Regions from separate parts of the Homo sapiens genome. Here regions 1 and 2 are each linked to region 3. The links are chromatin loops, found by intact Hi-C in ENCODE. Cell type or tissue: PC-3. All regions are shown on one strand.

The links. A loop is a pair of places that touch in the nucleus more often than their neighbours do. Peaks named below come from ENCODE experiments on the same cell type or tissue, not always from the same donor. Only the 100,000 strongest peaks of a DNase experiment are listed, where the experiment ranks them.
Region 1: it touches region 3 in a loop (4-fold over the local background); 3 of 110 quality-filtered maps call a loop at or near these places.
Region 2: it touches region 3 in a loop (7-fold over the local background); 8 of 110 quality-filtered maps call a loop at or near these places.

What each region holds. Positions count from the first base shown.
Region 1 is chr1:49,627,345-49,635,344 of GRCh38, forward strand. All of the region lies in intron 3 of AGBL4 (AGBL carboxypeptidase 4), which reads right to left. Among named protein-coding and RNA genes, the nearest start is that of AGBL4-IT1, 160 kb to the left of the region's middle. In PC-3, a CTCF peak has its summit at 3,015 (motif pointing left); no DNase peak of the experiment used is centred here.
Region 2 is chr1:48,568,340-48,576,339 of GRCh38, forward strand. All of the region lies in intron 11 of AGBL4 (AGBL carboxypeptidase 4), which reads right to left. Among named protein-coding and RNA genes, the nearest start is that of SPATA6, 100 kb to the left of the region's middle. In PC-3, a CTCF peak has its summit at 4,498 (motif pointing right); a DNase peak (open chromatin) is centred at 4,502; H3K27me3 peaks cover 1,668 bases.
Region 3 is chr1:48,911,718-48,919,717 of GRCh38, forward strand. All of the region lies in intron 5 of AGBL4 (AGBL carboxypeptidase 4), which reads right to left. Among named protein-coding and RNA genes, the nearest start is that of BEND5, 140 kb to the left of the region's middle. In PC-3, a CTCF peak has its summit at 4,974 (motif pointing right); DNase peaks (open chromatin) are centred at 4,604 and 4,984; H3K27ac peaks cover 428 bases.

The DNA.
Region 1 (8,000 bases), 720 kb after region 3:
GGCACTAAATAGTGCAGTAGGCAAAAATGACAAGATGAGACATCAATATGTCTCAGTAAAACATTCTGAGTGTGCCTACTCCCATTTATCCAATCACATGCACCTTTACCCCAGACCTCTTTGTTTCTAATCTTTCCCCTTTCAGGCTCCTGATGAATTGTCCTGGCCATTGGTCACCGCCTGGGAATCTATGTACATTCTTACCTCAGGCTATGTTTTATTTCATACAAAGTAGATATAGCCAGGCATACCACTTATAGTCCCTGGCTGATAGGATGATTTCTTTTCTCTCATTTTTTTGTTAACCACCCTGCATATGGCTATAATGCAGGTACCATATATTTTTTGCTTTCAGCAACATACTGAACTGACCTATCCATAAACCAAGCCCAGGGCTATTGCTCCTCCTTCACCTGGTCATATAGGATAAGATCATAAGGCAATAGGTGAAAGCTAGATTAGGGGAGCTGATGCAACTGTGTTGGATTAAACAGAACTTCAGTTTACCTGCTGAGGCAGTTACTTATGACCTCTGATCCACTTTAACTCAATCCCAGATATACCATTTCCATAAGGCAGTTACTTATGACCTCTGATCCGCTTTAACTCAATCCCAGATATCCAATCGCAGATAAGCTGGTGCTGGGCCTGTCCAATTTTATGACTTTGTAGGTCTAACAAAACCCAGCTCATAATTAAGAGTTCCAGATGCATGGTCACTTGATACCTGTTTGCATAGCGTTCCATCTTTATCAGGGTCCAGTGACATGCCAGGAGCTGTTTCTCAAAAGGCACATAATTCTCTACTGTGAATGGTATATTCTTGGTCTAAAATCTCTGTGGCCTATGTAGTGATTCTCCTTTTGCAGCTCACCGTAAACTCCACATTATATCTTTTCCCAAAACTACACCTCCAATAACATAGAGTCTTCCAAATTACATAGCACAAGGGACAGAGGAACTTTTCACACAACCTGGACCTGCCACAGGTCCCAATAAAAGCTGGAAATCTTATGTATAACCAAGCATATATGCCAGAGCATATATGTATGGAATGGAATGTGTTACCTCCAGAACTGAATGAGGCCTGCCAGATCTTATGCTTTCTTCTTTGTAATAAAAAAGATGCAGCTATTTGTCTTTTACTTTGAAGGGCATGCCTCTGACCACTGCACCTCTAAAGTCTACATGAAGAGGATGGGGTTCCTAAATCTTCAAAAGGTTTATCTCCTACCCTGTGGTGTACTGTGTCTTATAAAGGCCTCCAGGATGAGCAATCGACTCCTTCCTATCCTATCCAATCAGCATGATGTCACTGAAGTAATGGATCAATATCATGTTCTGTTCAATGTATTCCAGATGTCTTTGGACTATATTGTGACAGAAGGCAGGAGACTTAACATAGTCTTGGGTTGAAACCAAAAGTAAATATGCATACTGTTTTCTATCCAATGTAAAAGCAAATTGTTACTGACCCTCTTCTCTCAAATATAAATAGAAAAGAATATGTGTGACAAAGAAATGGCTGCCTGCTATGTTCCCGAGGCCTTCTTAATCTTCTCTAACAATGATACCCTGTTAGACTCAGCAGCTGCATTTGGAAAAATGATTTTATTGAGTTTGTCATAGTTTTTAATTTTATGGATTCATCTGGTTTATTCAAGGGCCAAATTGGAGAATAAAATGGCAATATGGTAGAGACCACCACCCTGCATCCTTTTAAAAAGGGGTCATCAAAATACAACCTGCAAGTCAAATCCAACAAGCTGCCTGATTTTATAAATCAAGCATTATTGGAACACAGCCATTTCCATTCATTTACATATTGTCTATAGGAACTTTCAAAATACAATGGCAGAGTTGAATAGCTGTGACGGAGATAGCATGGCCACAGGCCTAAAATATTTACTATCTGGTCCTTTACAGAAAAAGTTTTGTGACTTCTGCTTTAGAAATTTAGTGGTGTCACTAACCTAAACCATTCCCCCAACATGGCAGGATATGATTTTATTTTTTATTTAAACTGGCTTGGGAAATGGCCCCATTGAAGAGCTCCACTTGGTCTTCCTTCCTCACTATGATAGCTCTTACGCCTTGGGCCAAGGACTTAATGTAAAGGTTACTTCAATAGCCAAGTATATTGATCTCAATTATACACTTGAGGACTGGGTAAATGGCCACTGGGTTGTTCATGGACCCAGCAGACACACTGTGAGCCAGACTCCATTTATTATTGGCCCCCAGAAACCTCCGCTCTAACAGAGGCTCCACGATGATATTTCGGGTCATTGAATATAATCTCAATTTTGATGCTTTGTCAATAGTACTTGAACTGTCTCATTATTCCCTGTTCCTCAGTGTACAGTCATCCAAATACATGGTCATCAGTCCCTTTGGAAGAGGACTAGGGGAATCATTAACAAATGTATCTGCTATAGTATTACGGGGTCCTCCCTCCAAGAAACATGGCCACCTCTTCTATTAATGGTTTTCAGAAAACTGACTCAGGTCCAGGAACTGAGAAAAGATAGTGACTTTTGGGGGGAAATCAACCATTCTCCATTCTTGCCTCTTTCTTATTGTGGATTTAATCAGCACCCTTATTTGCATCCATCTGGTTTGTCGATAGGGACATTGCACTCTATTAGACATCTCCACAAGTCCCTGAAAGTCAAGCCCCCTTTGATGGTCCTCAGACCTTGCCTACAATTAAAATAACTATGGCCTTCTGGCTCCTGGTTGTTAAACACCTCCAGCTGGTCTATATTACTTCAGAGCATCATTATCATAAACAGTATTGAGTCCAGCTCTTTCACTACCTCTCCTATCACCTGTGGTCTGCAAAGGTGATCAATAATTAAACTCTCAGTGATATGGGCACTCCATGGCCATCAGGAATACACAGTGTATGGGACCGTCTTGGTCTACAATCTCTGTGGCCTGTGTAGTGATCATGAATACATTTTATATTTCTGATAGCCTTGGAGTATAGCATGTTCTGTGTGCCCTCTTGTGGCACATAGTCTTCTGGTAAGTCTTCTGGTGTCACTTAATGTGTCCTGTCCAACAGGCCTATTTTCCTCAGCCTTGTTATTCTTCCTTTATCGTGTGTCAGGGTACTCAGGCATTTCACTCAGCATGAGATATCACTTTCTTCAGGCTTTTAAGAGCTACCCTAGCAGTACTTGGTGTGATTGCCTAGGTGTGAAAATCCTGTATCATAAGAAAGTACACCCAAGTAAATTAATTCTTGCATATCCAGTCTTACTTTCTAGCCTGTTTAATCAATCACCCTCGAAACCCAATCTCCTGGCTCCTGGCAGATAGGCTAATTAATTGTTATAGCACCTTTAGTATATAACCTCTGTGCTTCCTTATCAAACATCCAATTCTAGCTAGGTGCCCTTTTGAAGAGCTACTCCAGTAGCTCCTTAGAAGTTTAATGATGGATCACCTTTGCAGGCCACAGATGATGATAGGAGAGGTAGTCAAAGAGTTGGACTCAGTATTATTTGTAGTAGTAGTATTTTAATCGTTAAATAGCTAACCATTTAAACCTAGTTATAACCTGGTAGAGGGACAAGAGGTGAGAGTAGCAATAGTTTTAGCCTGGTGGCTGGACAAGAGTTGAGAGAGTAGCTCCTCAAAGGGGCACCTGTTGCCTTGCAGAGAAACAGCCTCTGCAGTATATTCCAGCACCAAGGTAGTGCCAGTTCTTACAAGAGATGGGTGGACTAACTCCCAAAGCTGTGCATGTTCAGAGGGATCTGCAGAGCCCAAAACTCTAAGGTGTCCATCCAAATGTCCCTGTCCCATATTTAGGATACTGGGTTTTCTCATGAGGTCTCTGATCTTAGTGTAATAGACCTACTTTGTACGGGCATTTAAACATTTCTAAACCTGTGCCTTTCTAACAAGTCCTGAATCTGCTTCTCCTCTGAATCCACTCTTCTACTGCAGGAGAATGGACCTCTTTGTAAACTACCAAAGTGTCTCACTGGATCTCACACTTCTCCCTTAATTGCTTTTTGATTGACCTCAGTTTCTCATTATTCTTCTGAAGGGCATCAACAGAATTTAGCAATAATTAGCTAACTCCACAGTCCTTGTAGACATGTTTTTCTCCTATCTTTAAAATGCCCAAATCATTGTACCTACAAGACAATCCTCTCCACTTGCACATTTTCTCAGTTTCATCATTGATGAAATCCTCATTTGTGTGGCCACCTTGTGCCAGGAAATATTTGTGTCCCACATAAAACCCAGGATGATATCATTACTGTGACTGAACCATTTCCAGAACCCAAAACCCATTCTCACTACCTGTTGGGAGAAATGCCTGTGAAAGACTAAGGGAAAGGAAGCAGGGATGACCTTCAGACCACAAAGCACCATATCTGAAAATGGATGGAGGAAGAAAGAAGAACTGAATGTGAAGAATCTCATACTGCAACATGGTTCTAAGAGAGTTACATCAAATCAATAGGAAGTCCTGTAGCCAAAGTTGGCCATCAGAAAAGTCCTTGCAAGCAGACTCCTAGTACTCCTACTATGCCTAGTCATTGGCTGGAAGCAACCTACAGGATGTATGGCCTCAGGACGAATGTGGTAGTGGATCCAGGGGAGCAGAATTCTGGCTATTAGTCAACTATGCTCCCCACAGTCATGAAAATATATCTGAGTGACACATTTTTATGGCTGCCACATATGTGCAGCACTTAGAACTCTGAGATGTTCTGACATGATTCACAACATCAAGGAACTAAGAGTGTAGTAGAGAAAATGAACCTAAATAGAAAACAAGGGACAAACTTAAATTTAGGGTTGAGAGAGTTTGCTGGGTCATATTAAGATTTAATATTCCAGAGGGAGTCTGGGAATATGGTGACATAAAAACATGGAAACCCTTTTATTCTAATTTCCTTGCTATGTTAACCCAATTATTATGGGAAGGGGGAACCTTTCTCACCACTACCTCTGAAAAATAGAGGGATTTCACATGTATACCTCAGGTTTTGGAATTCTACCAAGATTTTACAAGTGAAAAGGAATGAAAACTAGTTAACAAGACCAGTATTATCCAGAGGAATAATTATATGTCAACAGATTCCCTCTGGTCCATGTGGAAAAATTTTGTCTTAGAAGCTCATCTGTCCTCCTATGAGAAGATTCTGTATTTGGAAGCTCATCTGCCTTTTCACATGGTCTGGGGAAACCCTTAGCTGCCCACAGAATCACTCAGACATCATCTTTAGCTCTCCCTACACAAAGGAGATACTCCTATTTCCTTCATTTTGCTAGTAAAACCATTCAATCAGGCTGCATGCACACAGGCTGTCTGGCTTCTGCCACTGGTCCACATAAACACAGAATTGCCTTTGTCATAGTAAGAAAAAACACTCACCATTACATCCTCTATGGGTGAGCAAACAGGAAGCACTTCCCTTTCTAGGCCACTAATATTTGCTCATCATTGGCCACACTAGAACAGTGTGCCTAGGCGGGCTGATCACGAGATCAAGAGATAGAGACCATCCTGGCCAACATAGTAAAACCCCGTCTCTACTAAAAATATAAAAATTAGCCAGGCATGGTGGCGCGTGCCTGTAGTCCCAGCTACTCGGGAGGCTGAGGCAGGAGAATTGCTTGAACCTGGGAGGCAGAGGTTGCAGTGAGCTGAGATTGCACCACTGCACTCCAGCCTGGTGACAGAGCAAGACTCCATCTCAAAAAATAAATAAGTAAATAAAAATAAAAATAAAAAAATAAAAAATCCAGAAATGAAATACCAAAAACAGATCTACACTAGCCCAGAGAGAAAATACATTAGCCAACACCATTGATAAACCTAGATCAGTGACTCTTAAGGTACAGACCCTGGGCCATCAGCATCAGATACATTTTGGAACTTATTTTATATTCATACATGATTTTTAAATTGATATCCACATCCTTCATTAGCCTGCAAAAGCCAACAAAGCAGGACTTATGTCTATTTAACAATTTAGCACAGACTGACATATTGGAGGGGCTCAAGGAAGATTTGTTAAAATATGAATACTAGAATAACAACAGCAAAACTTTCCAGAAAGACTCAAATTAGATATATAACAAAGATATAATACAGTAAAGAAATAATAAGAGGTAAGTAGAGAAATGATAAACTAATCATTAAATGTGTGTGCCTGTAAGTAATCCCAAGTATTTGGGAAGCTGAGGTTGGAGGATTACTTGAACCCAGAAGTTTGAGGCTGCAGAGAGCTATGATGGCACCACTGTAATCTAGCCTGGGGGACAGAGTGAGACTGTCTCAAAAAATTAAATAAACAAATAAATAAAGCAGATAAAATGTTGCCTTTTAGAAATAGTTATTTCTTCATGATCACACTATAAATTAAAATCAAAGACAAATATTACTTTAAATACATGTATATTTAAATATTTCATAGCATAAGTAAATTAAAAATTATATAGTAGTATATATTACAAAATACATATTATATAATATAGTTACATATAGTTAAATAATTTATGAAATATATTATTGTAATATATAATATATGTAAATATTACATATTTTATATATATTTTAATAAAATTATTAAAATAATTTTTTTTCATAATATTTTAAGTCAATTTATTCAAAATATTATTTCAACATACTATCAATAATTTAAAATTATTTTTGAGATATTTACATTATTTTCTTAAAATCTAGTGTGCATTTTTAAAAATTATACTTTAAGATCCAGGATACATGTGCAGAACCTGCAGGTTTGTTACATAGGTATACAGGCGCCATGGTGGTTTGCTGCACCTATCAAACCATCATCTACATTAGATATTTCTCCTAATGCTATCTCTCCACTAGCCCCCCAACCCTGAGGGGCCCCAGTGTGTGATGTTCCCCTCCCTGTGTCCATGTGTTCTCACTGTTCAACTCCCACTTAAAAGTGAGAACATGCAGTGTTTGCTTTTCTGTTACTGTGTTAGTTTGCTGAGAATGATGGTTTCCAGCTTCATCCATGTCCCTGCAAAGGAAATGAACCCATCCTTTTTTATGGCTGCATAGTATTCCATAGTCTATATATGCCACATCTTCTTTATCCAGTCTATCATGGATGGGCATTTGGGTTGATTCCAAGTCTTTGCTACTGTGAACAGTGTCGCAATAAACATATGTGTGCATGTGTCTTTATGGTAGAATGATTTATAATCCTTTGGGTATATACCCAGTAATGGGATTGCTGGGTCAAATGGTATTTCTGGTTCTAGATCCTTGAGGAATTGCCACACTGTCTTCCACAATGGTTGAACTAATTTACACTCCCAACAACAGTGTAAAAGTGTTCCTATTTCTCCACATCCTCTCTAGCATCTGTTGTTTCCTGACTTTTTAATGATTGCCATTCTAACCGGCATGAGATGGCAAATTTCTATCTCCAAGTGGTTCTAGTAAGATAAATTTCTATATCCATGTGGTTCTAGTAAGTTAAGGCAGTCCAATGTTCCTACTGCGAAAAAATGAGAAGAGGCTACTTAAATTACATAGACAATACTGTTGAGGCATCAGAGAGATGCAAACGTAGAGAGAATTTGATGGTCTAAAATTCCAAAGAGGCAACTTTCTCAGGTGAACTGATGATTGCCAATCTTTTTTCTTCCTTTGAGGGTATCTTATGATTCTGGATTCAGGCTAAAGATCAGGCTTAGCCCAAGAAGAAGGCCCCTGAAAGAAAATCAGCAAAGCTTTGAGCAGTAATCAAAGGCTTGAATGACAAAATGGAAAACTGAAAGGCCTCAAACACAAAGCTCATTTTCCCTACGTGGCATTTGCTGAGTTCTAAAGCTGCATGTCTCTCTTTTAATTCATACTTCATATCATACACAAAAGTTAATTCCAGATAGACTTCAGATATAAATATGAAAGATAAAATGAGAGATCTTTTAGAGAAAAACAAAGGCAAGCATTCTCATGAGCTTAGAGTAAACATATATCT
Region 2 (8,000 bases), 340 kb before region 3:
TGACTGATCTAGAATCAATGACCAGAAGATAGGGCTTTAGGCTAGCTTGGCTCCAGGCCACAGTGGAACTCAGGTCTGCCTTTCTCCCTGTTCATCCTGGGGTAGAGCTGAAGTGGCAGTGGCTCCCGTGACATGCTCTTCCCGTGGAGGATCACTGGAGTGGCAAGTGCCAGCCCAAACCACACAGGCACATGGAAGGCCTCCATCTGAGTTAGTTCCATTAGTGTCCCTTTGGCCAAAGCAAGTCACCTAGGTATGCCCAACATTAGTGGGGCTAGGAAGAATACTCCAACCACAGCCCTTCCCTGTACTTGAAGCTCCAGACAATTCCAGCTCCTGAAAACAGCATGTTGTGTCATGTCTCTGGGCATTGGCCTAGAATGTCCATTTCATTCTGTGAGTTTCAGCTCACGGGCTCCTCCTCTATGAAGTCATCCCTGTCTAAGGCAGAGTTATGTACTTTCTCCCTAATGTCCCCTCTCTACCTTATGTGTCCTTTCAGGGTACTCTTATTAATAGTAATGTTTGGATGTCCGTTTCTCCATAAGATGGCACTTTTGGAATGCAACAGCCTTTCCTGACTCATTACTGGGTCCTCAGCCACCTTGTATGGGGCCTGGCACAGAAGGAATGCTCAGAAACTTTTTGTTAAACAAATGAGTGAATAATTGAATAAATGAATGGCCAGTGTCTGGTCCTTTTGATTTCAATGTGCTCACCAGCCTCTTTACCTGGACCCACCAGTCTCTGTGTATGCTTTGACCCTGGGCCCATTAGGGTACAGCTCAAAACCCTATGTCTAGGTTATAACAGACCTAAGTCACACTGAATAGAGTCGAAGGTCCTTGACCCATCATCCATACTTGTGGTTGCAGTTTGAGTTCATAGAATGTCTGATCAGGGAAGAATATAGAGACTTCTTCATTCAACTGCACCTTAAGGGAAGAAGCAATGTCTTACTCATCTTCGATTGCCAATGCCCAGCACAGGGCATGTGACAGAGTAGGTGCTTGGTAAATATCTGTTTTGTGTTTTTCACTCTCACACTTTCACAGGTAGAAAAGTGAAAACCCAGAGCGGGAAAATGGAGTTACTGAGTTACACAGGCTGTTTCTGGTAGTCTGGATTCCAGCCTGGTTTCCCTGATTTCCAGGAGCCCAGAACCTAATGGACTGTTTCTAAGGCCTTATTTCTTGACACAGACCTAAGGTTACATGAAGTAGGTCCTTACTAACTTCTTCCAAATCCTTCTTAGAACAAATTGATGGGTCACTGGTGGGTCTAAACATGGATAAGGTCATGTTGCTTTAAAGCCATGAAGTCAAAAAGCAGTGTACTGTGGTAGCAAAAGAGCAGGCTTTGGAGGAGGCCGACAGACCTGGGTTTGCGAATCAGGAGAAATACTTGCTATGTGACCTTGGACAAATCCCCTAATTACCTTGAGCATCAATCTGCCCCGCAACCCTCCGCCATCACCAAATGGGACCATAATGCCACTCTTTTGGGGTTGTAGTAAAGATTCATGCTAATATGTGCCATTTACCTAGAACATCTTAATCTCAGGTGGTCAATCACTTACAATGAAGTTGTGTTTTCAAATTGTACTTCAAATCTGGCCTGCCGCACTTGCCATCACCTTTGGAGATTGTTTGCCCTTACAAAGACTTCCAGTCTAGATGCCCTGCCATCCTGGTAGTTTAATATTCACTGTGCTGCTGCTCACTGTGGAACAGCCACTGACCATAAAGTTTGACATTTTGAAGATGAAAGTTCTTTGAATTAGTCATGCACATGTGAAGTCATTGTTCCTTCTTGTCCTGCTCTGGAATCTAAAAATGACTTTCAACAGAGCCCAGTAACTTTCCCTCAACAATCACCTTCCGGTGAAGAGGTATGGAGGAGTTTAGGCCAGGTAGAAACTCTCAGTCACTCAGAAGAAAACCAAAGCAGAGTGAAGGCAATGTGCACCACATTTGGAGAGAGGGGTCTGTCCCGCCACAGCTTCGCAGTCTGCTGCCTCTTTGAGGAGCAGTAGGGGCTGGAGGGCTGTGAGAGGTGGGACAGGGCAGGTGAAATCTCACAGGCAGTCTGGATGTGAGGACAGGAGGAAGAACAGTGCTGTGGAATCCTGGGGCTTTGGGTTCAGAGCTTGGCTATGCCTCATACAAGTTTGGTGACTCCAGGTAAGTTAATATCGTGGGTTAACGTTTTTTTTTTACTTGTAAGATATAGTGACTGCTTCATAACGCTGCCATGAGAATTAAAGAAGCCATAAAGCACTTAGCACAGTATCTGGCACATAGTAGGCAAACAGTAAATCTGTCTCTTCTCTCGAGAGATTCCCAGCTTTCTAAAACTCAGGCGCCTTCCTCATGCTGTAAATGTTGTGCATTCCCAGAATCCCAGACATCCACTCGCACATACTATCACTAAAGTGCTTAGCCAAGGGGATGTGTGCTTGAGATTTTCCAGTCTGCCTTAGTGCGTATAAGTAGGGGTCGACTACAGTCACACTTTCTTATGAGGGAACTCAAAAGAAGAATCCTCTTTTGCTTTAAAACTGGTCATCTGGCTTCGTGTGCCTCTGTAGTGGTGCAGACAGTTCTCCATCCAGGCAATCAGATGGCCTCCCAACCACCTGGTCAGCAGATCCCTGACTTATTGGGATCCCCATGAAGCGAGCACACAGAATTGTAAGGCGTAATAATAGATATCATCCCTTACCAGGAGCCAGTCACGGTGTTAGGTACTGACATGCATTAGCTCATTTAATTCTCACCACAACCCTGAAAAGTTTGTACCATTACTTGTATTCAACAGATAAGATATATGAAGTTCAGAGCAGTGAAGTAACTTGCCCAAAGTCACACAGGGCCTGGAAGTGGCAAAACTAGGATCTGAAACCAGACATGTATGATTTCTGAGTCTGAGTTCCCAACCACTGAGCCACATCAGCTCAAATCCCCGCATTCCTGGCCTTTGCCTGACCCTGCACCACTTAGTTGTCCTGGCTTTCTCCATAGCTGGGCTGAAAGATGTGATAGTCTCAGAGGATGGTGTGAAGGATGCACTTTACTCACATTTGCCTTGGTGTAGTGTCTAGCTAGACTTCAGACAGCTGCGTGCTTGCACTGTGTTTTGGGACTGTGCCCTTGGCATTCATCAGGGGACACTATGAGAGGCATCCTCATGACACTCATGTTGGCATCTGCTGAAGGAATGCTCTTGAAGCCAGAGGCCACTGCCTCCTACTGGGCCCCCACATGGATTCCCAGGTGAGATGTTTCTTTAAGAGCTCAGGGCTAGGAAATGCCTTTCATTGCTTTATTGTGGCAGGTGCTTTTGTTATAATTTACCACAAGTGATAAATAAATGAGCAAGCAAATTAAAATAACTGGCCCATGGACACATCCACCAGGATGTCATGTGGGCCTCGGGAGATTACTTTCTCACCACAAACCTTTCCTGTAGGACACACTGGGAACAGAGACTCCTCTGGGCATGCTGACAACCTCTGGTTGTCCCTTAACTCAGTTCACAGTTAATTCAGCCCCTCATCAGACACTCAAACAAGAAGCTACTCTGTCCTCTCTTGGGGAGGCAGAAGTGACAGACAGTGAACCCCAAAAACAGTTCCTTCAAGGTGAAGGTCAAGTCCCCAATTTATGAAAAGCTCAATAGGTATTACACTATTTGAATCTGAATCTGAACTATGGTATGAGGAATGGGGAAAGTGAAGGAGGGAGAGAGGGAAGGAAGAATTGGAAAAGAACAAAAGAAGGAGGCAGCAGAGTGGGGCTGAAAGGGATATGAGGAAGGACAGGGACTACCGAGCCCCTGCCCAGGTCAGAGGCCACTGTAAAAGGCACTGACACAGGTCCCCTCATTCAATCCTCAACATCAGTTAAGGTGTCAGAGCACAAAGCATTGCTCAAGGTCATCGAAGTGGAGAATACTTAATTCTCCACTTAAGAGAGGACAGAGTGGCTTCTTGTTTGAGTTTCTGATACTAAATATGTATTTAGTGCAATGCATTTCCACTATTCGCCTTGAGAGAGGGAGCTAAGGCGGAAGAAAAAGAGAAAAAAAAGTGGAAGAGGTGGGAGGAAAGAAGGGAGGTTGGGTGGGGGGAGAAGATAAAAAGTGGAGAAGGTAAGAGAGGGTGTAATAAAGTTATGTGCAAATTGTGTGTGTGTGTGAGTGTGTGTGAGTGTGTGTGTGGGAGAGAGAGAGTCAAATAGAAAGACAAAAAGACAAAAATGAAAACAAAACGGGGAATGAAAGAGGAAAGAGAGATGACCTATCAGGGAAGAGGAATGCTATGCAGAGAGAGACCTGGGAGAACTGAAGGGGGGGTGCGTCTCCTGTCTCCAGCCCCACAAAGATAGCTCAAGCCCTCCAGAGCATAGGTCTTAGCCCTGACAAAGGACCAGGCTGCCTTCCAATCCTCGATGTGGAAGGGAGCCTCTCACAGCAGCCATGCACCCTGGGGGCCAGGAGAGGGCACTTCAACCTCAGGCAACTGCAACAAAGCCGCAGCTTGTGGTCCCCCAAAGACAAGTGGCAGAGGGAAGGAGCTGGAGAGAGTCCAGACTGTTGCTCAGTTCAGTGGGTTACCAGCCCTGTGGCCAGTATCCTTCTGATGGAGCTAGGTTCTGATGCACATCCCTACTAACACAGGCTGGGAATTAAACTGACTTGGGTCCTCTGTGGCTGCCTCTACACCGGCCCAGCGCCTCCTCTAGGCCCTGCCCCTGCCCCTTCCCTATTCTAGATCTTTCTGTCCAATAGAGCAACATGCTTCCAACTTCTCCCCAGCCCCCTCCTGCTCTTCCCCTTCACCAGGAATCATCCCTTCTTTGAGTCCAGGGTGAAACGGTTTTCAAAATCATTTCTCGCTTACTATGCCATTTGATCTGCCCGGATATTTACAAGGTAGGTGCAGTAGGGAGAGTGGGAAACTGGCACAGATGAAGTGTCAGCTGTCTACATTCACATTAAAAAATTAAAATCACTGGACTTTCCAGTTCTTAAATTCCATGATGAGAACCCAAGTGTCTTAACTCTTTATCATAACATATTTCCTCAACACCAGACTAAGGAGGGCTAATATATGCTGTTTCTAGCAGAGCATCAAATACCAAATCCCAGTCACAGACTGAACCCTGGCTTTAGTCACAGATCTTGACTGTAGACTGAGTCCTGAGACTAATCCTAAATGAATTTGTCCTGGTAAAATTTCCAAACTATGCACGTGAGGACAGAGATTTCTATTGGGGTATCAGAGTACTCTGAACACACCTTTAAGAAAGCTGTTATTTAAGAATCTGAAGAACCTCTTAGGAATCTTAAGAACCCTTCATGGAAGTTTCCATGAAACCTATAATCCAAACAGATTTCATCTCTTCTGATAACCTAGGAATTTATTATTCAGATTTCATCCAACTGGGTACTTGGCTAGTAATAATAATAATAAGAGCATCGTTTATTGAGTGCTTATTATGTTCCAGGTAATCTATTAGGCACCTGAGAATTTGTTTTGCTTCCATCTACTCAAAACAACACTGTGAGGTAAATATAATAATCATTGTTACAGATGGACAAACTGAGGCTCAGAGAGATTAGGTCACTTGCCTAAGTTCACACAACTGGTAAATAGCAGAACCGAGATTTGAACCCAGGTCAGCCTGGCTCCAAAGACTATGCTTGCTTCATTCTATTATTAACGATGGCATCTGTTATATCTCAGCTATTAGCTTCTCAATCATATGGCTGATTTCTTCAAAGAAAGTGTCTTTTAGTGGAGCAATCAGAGGATTTAATATCAGAAGAAACAAGTTCAAGCTTCTGTGAGGATATTGCCCCACCACCTATGCACTGTTCCACCTGGACAGGCTTCCTCTTAATCCAATTCTGAGTTTCTGTACTTCTAGAGGCTGAGACTGGTCCTGGCTTAGGATACGAACACAGAGACAAAATGCACCTCCTTCTCTGACCCTTGAATTCCTTGTTTGTAAAATAGAGATAATAATACTCATCTCTACGGATTGCTGTGGGGATCAAATGAAATGATGGTTCCGAATACACTTTATACACTGATGAATGCTGTTTATTTCTGGATGGCTTACCCAGGTCTTGGCATTCTGCAGGAGCTTCATAAATACCATAAAAATATGTATATTTTTTTCTTTTCTTTTCTTTTTTTTTTTTTTGAACTGACATCCAAGCATCCTTTACCTCCTCTCTCTCCTCTCCACTGACTCATGGCCAAAACTGCATGGATTGAGAGCAGTGGTCCTGACCTCCTCCTCCCTCTAAGTTCCAACTTGCATCCCTCCCAGCCACAACTCCCACCTCCTGTCTCTTGAGACATATCAACAAGCCAAGCACGGCCACAACCCCAGCTAAAGGCCCTTGTCTCAGACAGAGTTGGCAGCTGCCTCCTCTTATTGGCAGCACATTTATCATCTTAAGGAAAATATTGATGGATAAGAAATCCCAGACAGGCAGCATGTCTTGGCTGGGCATGCAGCCTGAAGTGAGGTATGAGATGCTAGTTTTAGCGTCTTTCTGAAAGAAAGGGAGAGTTTGTGCTCCTGTAGAGAATGGCCCTGTGGCCCCAGGGGTCACAGCAAATCCTAAGATGACCATGTCCTACACGTAGTCGATGTTCAATAAATGTTATATCTAAATTAAATAAACCCTTTGAATGAGCCTGAAGGATGGAGGCCCTTTGTCCAAACCCTTCATTTTACAAATGGGATCTCGGGCAGGGTAGTGATTTGCTCGAGATCACAGCAAGTCAGCAGCAGAGACTGGATTAATAAAGTATGTGGCTCATGAATCTCACATCAAAATACTGTCCAATACCCAGTATTCCACTAGGAGATATCCCAAACTTCTGGCCAGACAGTATGATCTGACAAACTGGATCTGGGCTCCCGAGGGGAATCAGGAGGAAGGAGATCCTTAGATTTACTTTCAGAGCCGATCTCCCAGGAACACATCCTTTTAAAGATGAAAAGAGTTAGAAGGGCAGGCGGGTGTTACTTGGTGAGGTGCTGTGGCATTTACTTACGATATGTTCACCTATCTCCAACTGACCCCATTCAACTCATCCTGCCCGCTGCTGCCACAGTGACCTCCAGGCAGCACTGGTGTGGTTGTGGGTCACTGGTGCTTCACTAGCTGGTTCCCATAGCCTTCTCCGGCCTCATTGCCTCTCACTCCCTAACTCACACCCAAGGCCCAGACATGTCCACAGGAGGAAAGCAGCTCTCTGGACTGGGCACAACTAGTCTCTCTGCCTGCAGAGCACTTTGCTCCCTTCTCATCCTTCTAGACTTGGTAAAAGTGATGGTGCTTCCTTCCTGCACCTCCTCCCACCCCTTGATCCCCTCAAGGTTAGGTTAGATGCTTCTTTTCTCCATGTCCTGTGTTCCCATCTGTCACAACTGTCCTGCAGTCACTCTCCTGCCCATCTCCTCCACCACCTGGGAACCTCACCATGCATAGGCTACAGCCACTCAGTTCTGCATCCCCAGAAACCAGCATAGGGCCTGGTACAGCATAGGTGCTCAGTGAGTGTAGCCTTGGATTCCAGACCCTCCCTGTCCTTATCTTCCCCACAAAAGTTCAGAATGGAGCTATCTCCCACTGGCTCTTGTTCTAGCCTCTAGAGCCACAGAGAACAGATCTACTCCCTCTGCTTCATGAGAGCTCTTTAGAGCAGGGGTCCTCAAGCCCCTGGCCATGGATTGGTACTGTGGCCTGTTAGGAATCAGGCTGCACCGCAGGAGGTGAGTGGCAGGTGATGGATCATTATGACCTGAGCTCCTCCTCCTGTCAGAACAGCACTGGCATTAGATTCTCATAGGAATGCAAACCCTATTGTGAACTATGCATATGAGGGATGTAGGTTGTGCACTTCTTTTAAGAATATAACTGATGCCTGATGATCTGAGGTGGAACAGTTTCATCCTGAAACCATCTCCCCTCCT
Region 3 (8,000 bases):
ATTATAAGCACTCATATATGGTAGTTACTGTCATCCAAATTATTATAGTTCATATTATTAGCAATGGCTGGCTCCAGTGCTACCTTCTTTGAAATATTTTCACCAATTTTGCCAGTTAAAAGTAATTTCTCCTTTTCCTTTCCTTAGGGTTCTACAGCATATTGGACCCTGAGTTACTACTTATTTTATTCATCTTCTGTTATAAATAATTGCATTATTTTTATAATTGCATCTTCTGTTATAAACAATTTCGATAAACTGTGAACTGCTTGAGGGCAGAGATCATTTCTCATTTCCCTCTATTTAATATTAATTCACTCATTCACTCATTCATTCATGTAAAGAGCATATACTGAGCATCTGTGATATGCCAGACACTATGCTAGCCACGGAAAATATAGGGAACAATCATAATAAAACCATGGTCTAGTTCTCGCTATCATGTTTAGTGGTTGTAGGGTAAACACACCTGACAGCAACAATGTAAGCATACCCTTAGATTTATCCTGTATAGCATCGGTACCTGAATATGTGTTCCATGCTAGGGAATCCAGGAGTGGCCAGCCTGGAGATTTGTTGCTTATCTATGACAAACATCTGAACCACCAGCTCATCCCATTGAGCACAAGCCATACAGAGGATTGAGGAGTTGGTTTGGGGTTAAATGAAGGTTGCCAGTTGAAGATTGCTAGAGGGAGAGTGTTAAGCAAAAATGCTGTTTGCAGGCAGTTATGGTTTTCCTGCCCAGGACGTTGCCATTGGGTTATGTTGTCCAGACCACTGCCACTGGGCTGTAGGAAGGCAGATATGATGTTGTTCAGCCTGCTGCCACTGGACTGTATGTAAGGTGGATATGTTGTCCAGCCCACTGCCAATGGACTGTATGCAAGGCAGATATCTGGTCCAGCTCACTGCCATTGCACCATTTCTGTACATAAGGTGGTTTCCTGTCCAGCCACTGGGCTCTCTCCCCTGTATGTAAGCCCCTAATGAAACCTCATGTCTTGTTTGCTAGCTTTGGGTCTCTTCTTTGGCCTCTTCAACCTAGTGCCTTCCCTATTGAGGTTACTAGGAGCTTGGCACAACAGTTGTGGAGACAGATAAACAGCCTGACCAGCCTATGAAAGGAGTAGGAATAGGGGTCTATTAGAATAAACGTAAGGGATAATAAACTCAGACCATAAGAGTCAGTGAAAGTGTCCTAAAGGAAGTAGCATATAAACTTAATTCTGAGGGTCAAGTAGGAGACAGCTAGGATAGGGTGAAAGGGGCAAGGAAAATATTTCTGACAAAGGAAAGATCCAGAGGGAAAAGAAAGCAAGATGCATTCAAATAACTATGAAGTTTTATATCACTACAGGAAGAAATGTAAAGAGGAGAGGAGTGAGATGAGTTGAAGATGTAGGAAACACTGGATCATGCAAGACCTTGGAAGCCACGTTAAAAAGAATATGGGAAGTCACCAGAGGGTTTTAAGCAGGGGAGTGACATGATGGTCATCTAAACTAGAGTGGTGGAGAGGTAATGGGGGAAAGGACATTTTTGGAAGATCAGAATCAATACAAGTGAGTGATTGAGTCCTGTTGCTGTTGAGGATGGGGGAGTGAGAGGAGTCATAGATAGCTTAAGGCAGAAGTCCCCAAATCCCAGTTCTGTGTCCTGTTAGGAACTGGGATGCACAGCAGGAGGTGAGCGGCGGGCTAGAGAGCAAAGCTTCATCTGTATTTACAGCCCCTCCTCATCACTCACATTACCATCTGATCTCCACCTCCTGTCAGATCAACAGCAGCCTTAGATTCTCATAGGAGCGTGAACCCTATTGTGAACTGCACATGTGAAGGATCTAGGTTGTGGGCTCCTTATGAGAATCTAATGCCTGATGATCTGTTACTGCCTCCCATCACCCCCAGATGGGACTGTTTTAGTTGCAGGAAAACAAGCTCAGGGCTCCCACTAATTATTATGGTAAGTTGTATACTTATTTCATTACATGTTACAAAGTAATATTAATAGAAATAAAGTGCACAAAAAATGTAATGTGCTTGAAACATCCCAAAACCATCCCTCGCCCTGACCTAGTCTGTGGAAAAGTTGTCTTCCACAAAACTGGTCTCTGGTGCCAGAGAGGTTGGGGACTGCTGGCTTAAGGGTTTCTGGATCCAAGTAGATTGTCATGGGATTTTCATACCCGTGGAAGAAGGGTTGGTTTCGAATCTGGGGAAAGATAATGAGTCCTGTTTTAAAACACATTTCAGGTGCCTGAGATATCACAGTGGAGATATCAAGTGGGAAGTTGGAGGAAAGATTGGGAGTTCAAGAAAAAACAAAGTAGCAAAGCACAGATTTGAGTGTCTGCTGCAGAGAAATGATAATTGAAGCCACGAGAGGGGATCAGATCATACAAGAAGGCTGTGGAGAACGAGAAGAGAAGGCAGCCTAGGACGGAACCCTGAAGAATTCTAAGATTTGAACATTAGATAAGAATTGCTAACAAAACTGACTGGAAGGGTGTGGTGGAGGAGATAGAAGGGCACTCAGCAGAATGCTATGTCACAGTAGCCTATGGAAAATAGTGTTTCCAGATGAAGAGGATGGTCAGCAGTGTCATTAAAAAAACAGAACAGCATTTGCTGACCTTGACCAGAGAAGCTTCTGTAAAGTTGAGTGGGGCAGATGCCAATCTGTAAAGGATTGAGGAATTAGTGTGAAATGAGGGAGTGGAGGTAGCAAATATAGTAAATTCTTTTAAATAACTTTGTGAAAGAAAAGTCAGCAAACCTAGAGGGGACATGGGGTTAAGAAAGTTATTTTTTGTTTTATTTTAATATGGAAGAGACTTTACCAAAGCTGATGTGAAGGCAGTTCTCCTTCATAACACAGGCATGTAGTTAATACTATGTTTATAAAATGTTCTTTTGTTCATTCTCTCATGTCCTAGAAGCCTTGTGAGTTGGGTGGAAGAAGGACTGTTAACCAGTTTTTTAGTTGATGTTGTTAAATAGATGAGGAAAGTCAAGCACTAAAAAGAGAGACTTTGCCTGCACTCACCCAGTAGGTTAGTGCAGAGGCAAGACAAGTGTAGTGCCCAACACTGTCTGACACATAAGGAAGAGGAAGAGGAAGAGTTCAGGGTTTCTCAGAAAATGTCAGACTTTGAGCCAAGAACTTTCATATATCTCAGTATTTCTCTACCCAGGCTGCACATTACAATCACCTGCAAAGATTTAAAAAATATCAAAGATCTGACCCCACACTAAACCAATTAAATCAGTCTTACACTGGAAGTCCAAATTCCTCTGTAAAGCAGACTGATTCGTCCGTGAGGAAATCTCTATCGTGTTATTTTTCTGTTTTACTTATTTGTTATTTATTATTACCTGGAGTATGAAAAAGAAACATTTTAGCATGACATTCAAGACTTTGTACTAACCTCTTCAGCTTCATCTCTTCTAATCCTCACATTCCTGAAGATACTACCCATTCTCCCCACATTTCAGCCTCCATAAATCTTTTGTTGCATTTGGAACATGCTATGGCTTTTTGTACCACTATGCCTTGGTACATGCTGTTCACCTTTTCTGTTGCTGGTGAAGTCCTAGTCATCCTTCAAGGCCAGCTCAAATGCCACTGTCTTTGGGAAATTTTTGGTCTTCTTGACTATACAGGGACAGTTAATTACATAGTTATTTGTACTTTTGGAACATTGTCCCCACTCCTGTAGCACAGAAAAGTATTTTCCTATTTGTTTATATCTCCCATCTCCAGCCTGTGCTAGCTTTGAGCCCAGGGACTGTCTTGGTCACTGTGATATCACCAATATGTGGCATAATGCTTGGCACTTGTTAGTGCTCAATAAACACTAAAAAACGTGGTTCTCATAGTGTGTTCCCTTGGTCAGCGGAATCAGCATCACCTGGGAACTTGTTAGAAACGTAAGTTCTTAGGCTAATCCCAGATCTACTGAATTAAAAATACTGGGAGTGGGGTCTAGCTCTCCAGGTGATTCTGACGCATACTCAAGTTTGTGAACTGCTGTACTAAAGGATAGAAGGAATCAAAGAGGATTTCTCTGTGAGAAACAAGAGGGAAGGTCTCCCAGGGAAGGAAGCCTTTGGATTGGGCCTGATAGGGGTAAGATTTAGATACTAAGAAATAAAAGAAATAAAATAAAAAAAATTAAATTTTTCTCTCTGAAAGAGAAAAATGTAAGAACAAAGCAAGGAGATACAGAAGTATAGTGCATGGTCAGGCAATGCTGTTGGGCCTAGCTGCCTTGAGCCTAGAGAGAGTGGAAGAAAGTAAAGGAAGATCAGTTTGTTAATCAGCAGCTTCTCTCACTGGCCCATAAGTTCTTCCACAACAGGAACTGTGTTTGTTTTAGCCATATATCCTGATATCTGGCCCAGGGCAAGGGCTTAGTGAATGTTTGATGAATGATTGACTGAAGGCAGCTTGACTGAAGAAGAATGTCAGAGAAATAGACGTTCTGCGAGATCAGCCATATCATGCAACTGTTCCTGAAAAGGAAAGTACAGGGAAAATGGTTCCCCTGCAGTTAGAGCATAAACTTTCCCATCTGGCTCCATCTAGTGTCCTAATGGGCAGATTTCTGATCTAGGACATCTCTAGCCACAGAGGAAACATGCTCTACTCACTTTGTTATGCTGCAGGCACAGGGAGGAGAGGGAGGCGGGGCAACTGGGGTACTCAGGCCCTGTGCTTACTCCACAGCTTCAGATTGAAAACAACTTTAGGTCTGAGATTTCTTGATATTTCTAATTTGCTTATTTCAGTTAAATTTCCTGTAGTTCCGTTTTTTGTGTGTGTGTGACACACACACACACACACAGATACCTTTCTTGCATTTGATGTTTCCTTGTTCAAAAAAACCTGTGACTGATGAGAGACAAGCCTTGCTGATGCCAAATTCCAAAGGCTGTGCACTCAGAATCTTGAATTTCCATATCAGGGCATTTGTGACAGGTTTTGGTCATGTTCTGTAACCTCCACCAGGGGGTATCCCAGACTCTAGCAAAGTAGCATGAAGCCTAGGACTTGGGAAGGGGTCGTTTTTCTTTAAGGGTGATTAATAAATTATTGTCAATGCCTTTGATAAGGATTGAATGAGTGCTATTCTAAGGAAATAATCAGAGATGCAAAGAAAAGAGGTTGGTAAGAAATACAGTGACTGATATGTTGACTTGTAGAATTAGCAGCAATTTAAATTTAAATTCTATTTGTATAAATTTTCTATAATGAATGTTTATATTTAAAATATGAAATTACATTAAGAATTCAGCAGTAGCAGAAAAAGAAGGAAAATGTTAGGAGATGAAGAGAGGGATATTAGTCATTTTGGGGAGATGCAATCAAGTAGAAAATATGTAGTTCTAGTAGTTTGGGAAAACGTATTTTGCCAATATTACCCAGTATAATCCAGGACCTGTTCTTATTGCTGACCAAGAGGTCACATATTTGATGTTTTAATGAACTATTTTTTAAAGGATTAATTTATTTAAAATTATTATTTATAAAATACATTTATTTAAAAATAATTCCTACTTTTAAAATAATTAAATAAAATTAATTTGTACTTCGTTAGGCAATTTAGTTTTCAAGACCAAGATGCTACCTATGAGACAATAGATGTGTAGGCTGGTTGAAATGTTTAACCAGCTAAGCTGGAGGTAGAAAAAAAAATCACACATTTTTGATAATATTTATCCTTAATGAGCCCTCTATGAATACATCATTTACCTAGCAGCTGTACTATCCCAGATATTTTCACATAAATCTCACAAAACTCCCATGAACAAATCTTGACAGATATGCCACAATCCTTTTGCCTAAAAGAACACTGTCTCAAAACTGGCAGGTCAAGAAAGATTTGCTGGTACTTCTTAAGTGCCTCAAACTGACATTGTGCCTGTCCTCTCACAGATTTATATCAACAAATGTTCATAATGATATTTTGATATAGATGCTGTTAGCTTTGTTTTGTATATGAAAAAATTGGGGCTCAGAGAGGTGAAATGACTTCCCTAAGGTCATACAGCTAGTACACAAGTAGCAAAACCTGGTTGAAACAGATTTGTCCACTTGCAAACCCAGGTACTTCCTACTATATTCATCATTTTTATAGGGATCACCTCCAGGGGATGATTAAAAGGATAGAGGAAGAGAGGCAGTGACTGAAGCTCTCAGGAAGCACCACTGTGGCCCAGCTTCTGCTTTGCACTCCAGTGACCTTGAGGTTGAAAGGGACAAAGGAGCAGACTCCCCTGATGCTCCGTGATGAGTCAAGGGTAAAGGCAGCTCTCAGGGAAACAGCTGGCCTTTCTCCAGCAGCCAGGCCTGGGAGATAAACAGATCAATGCGGACACTCACCTCCACCTAATGAGCTAATGGCGCAGCCGGGGCACTGCCTTATTGGATTGCTGGTCGTGCTGACAAGCCTAGAGTTAAGCAGGTCCACTGCAGGGGTGGGGGCCTCATTATCCCCCAGCTCCTAGGGAGATCCAGTTCCTTCATATGAAAGCTAGGAATGCCTTGTTCCTTTATTTGTTTGTTCATTCGTTTGTTTGTGTGTGTTTGTTTTTACTCATTCTCCTATGACAATGTTGAGATTTGATAGGATGATGTCAGTGACCTTTCTGCTTTGTGGACCAAGTGTCACAGATGACGGAAACAACTGCCCTCCAAAGAGGCAGCCTGGTGTGTTGCTGCAATGGGCTGAATGTTTGTGTTCCTCCGAAATTTATGTTGAAATCCTAACCTCCAATGTGATGGCATTATGAAGCAGGGCCTTTGGGAGGTAATTAGGTCATCAGGGTAGAGCACTCACAAGTGGGATTAGTGCCCTTATAAAGGGACCCCAGAGAGCTAGCTAGCCATGTTGGGATACAACAAGAAGATGGCAGTCTGTGACCTGGAATAGGCCTCTCACCGAAACCTGACCATGCTGGCATTGTGATCTTGGACTTTCAGCCCCCAGAACTGTGAGAAATTGTTGTTTAGATGTCACCCAGTCTATGGTACTTCCATAGTAGCCTGGACTAAGACAGTTGCTAGGAGCCCTCACCTGGGCGTCAGCACAGCTGTATACCAATTTCATAGTGACTCATTGTGGACTTGAGGTACCTCTCTGCATCTCTCTTGAGTGGCCAGGAAAAGCTGCCTAGGGTTGGGTTCTGGGTCAGGTATCTCCCCAAGTCCCCTTCTCTGAATATTCAGATCTCTGAAGGCAGACCTGCTGTTTGCTGCACATGTACAAAAAGATCAAGGAGCTGAGCAGTCTCCATAATAGAAGGAAGCCAGGTAGGCCACTGGACTCACTCCAAGTCTGGAGAAAATAAACTGTAGTCACAGAGGCATTCTTTGAGCCTATTTTAAAATAGGAGCTTTATATTTGTTCTTTTCTAAGAAGTCTTCAGAGGGATTTTGGTCTAAAAGTGTCTGTAGGGATGAACTATCTCAGTGGTTTACAAATTCTTTAAGCTATGGAACTCTCTGTACAGAAAAAATTACATTCAAAGCCCATAGCATAAAATAGATGCAGTTGGCTGGGATGTTGTTAAGGCTCCATGGACCACAATTTGAAAATCACTAATCTATTTCAGGTCTTACATTTACCTGCTGCTGGTGAAGCTTTGACCAAACTTGGTCTCCTGGTCCATAGTCCAGTGCTCTTTCTCATATACACATTGCCTGATTTATGCACTCTGAATTTATTCCCCATCCAAGCAATATTAACTGAGATTCTACTATGTTGAATCTATTAAGGGAATCACCAGCAACACATCATTCAAGTCTACAAAGAGCTCACAGACCACCAATGCACAGGTCAAAGAAAGAAAGTCAGACACCTACAAATGGGTTAGATCAGGGTTTCTCAACACCAGCAGTACTGACAATGTGGATCGGGTAACTCCTCACTATGGGAGGCTGTCTTATGCATTGTAGGATGTTTAGCAGCATGCATGGCTCTTACCCACTAGATG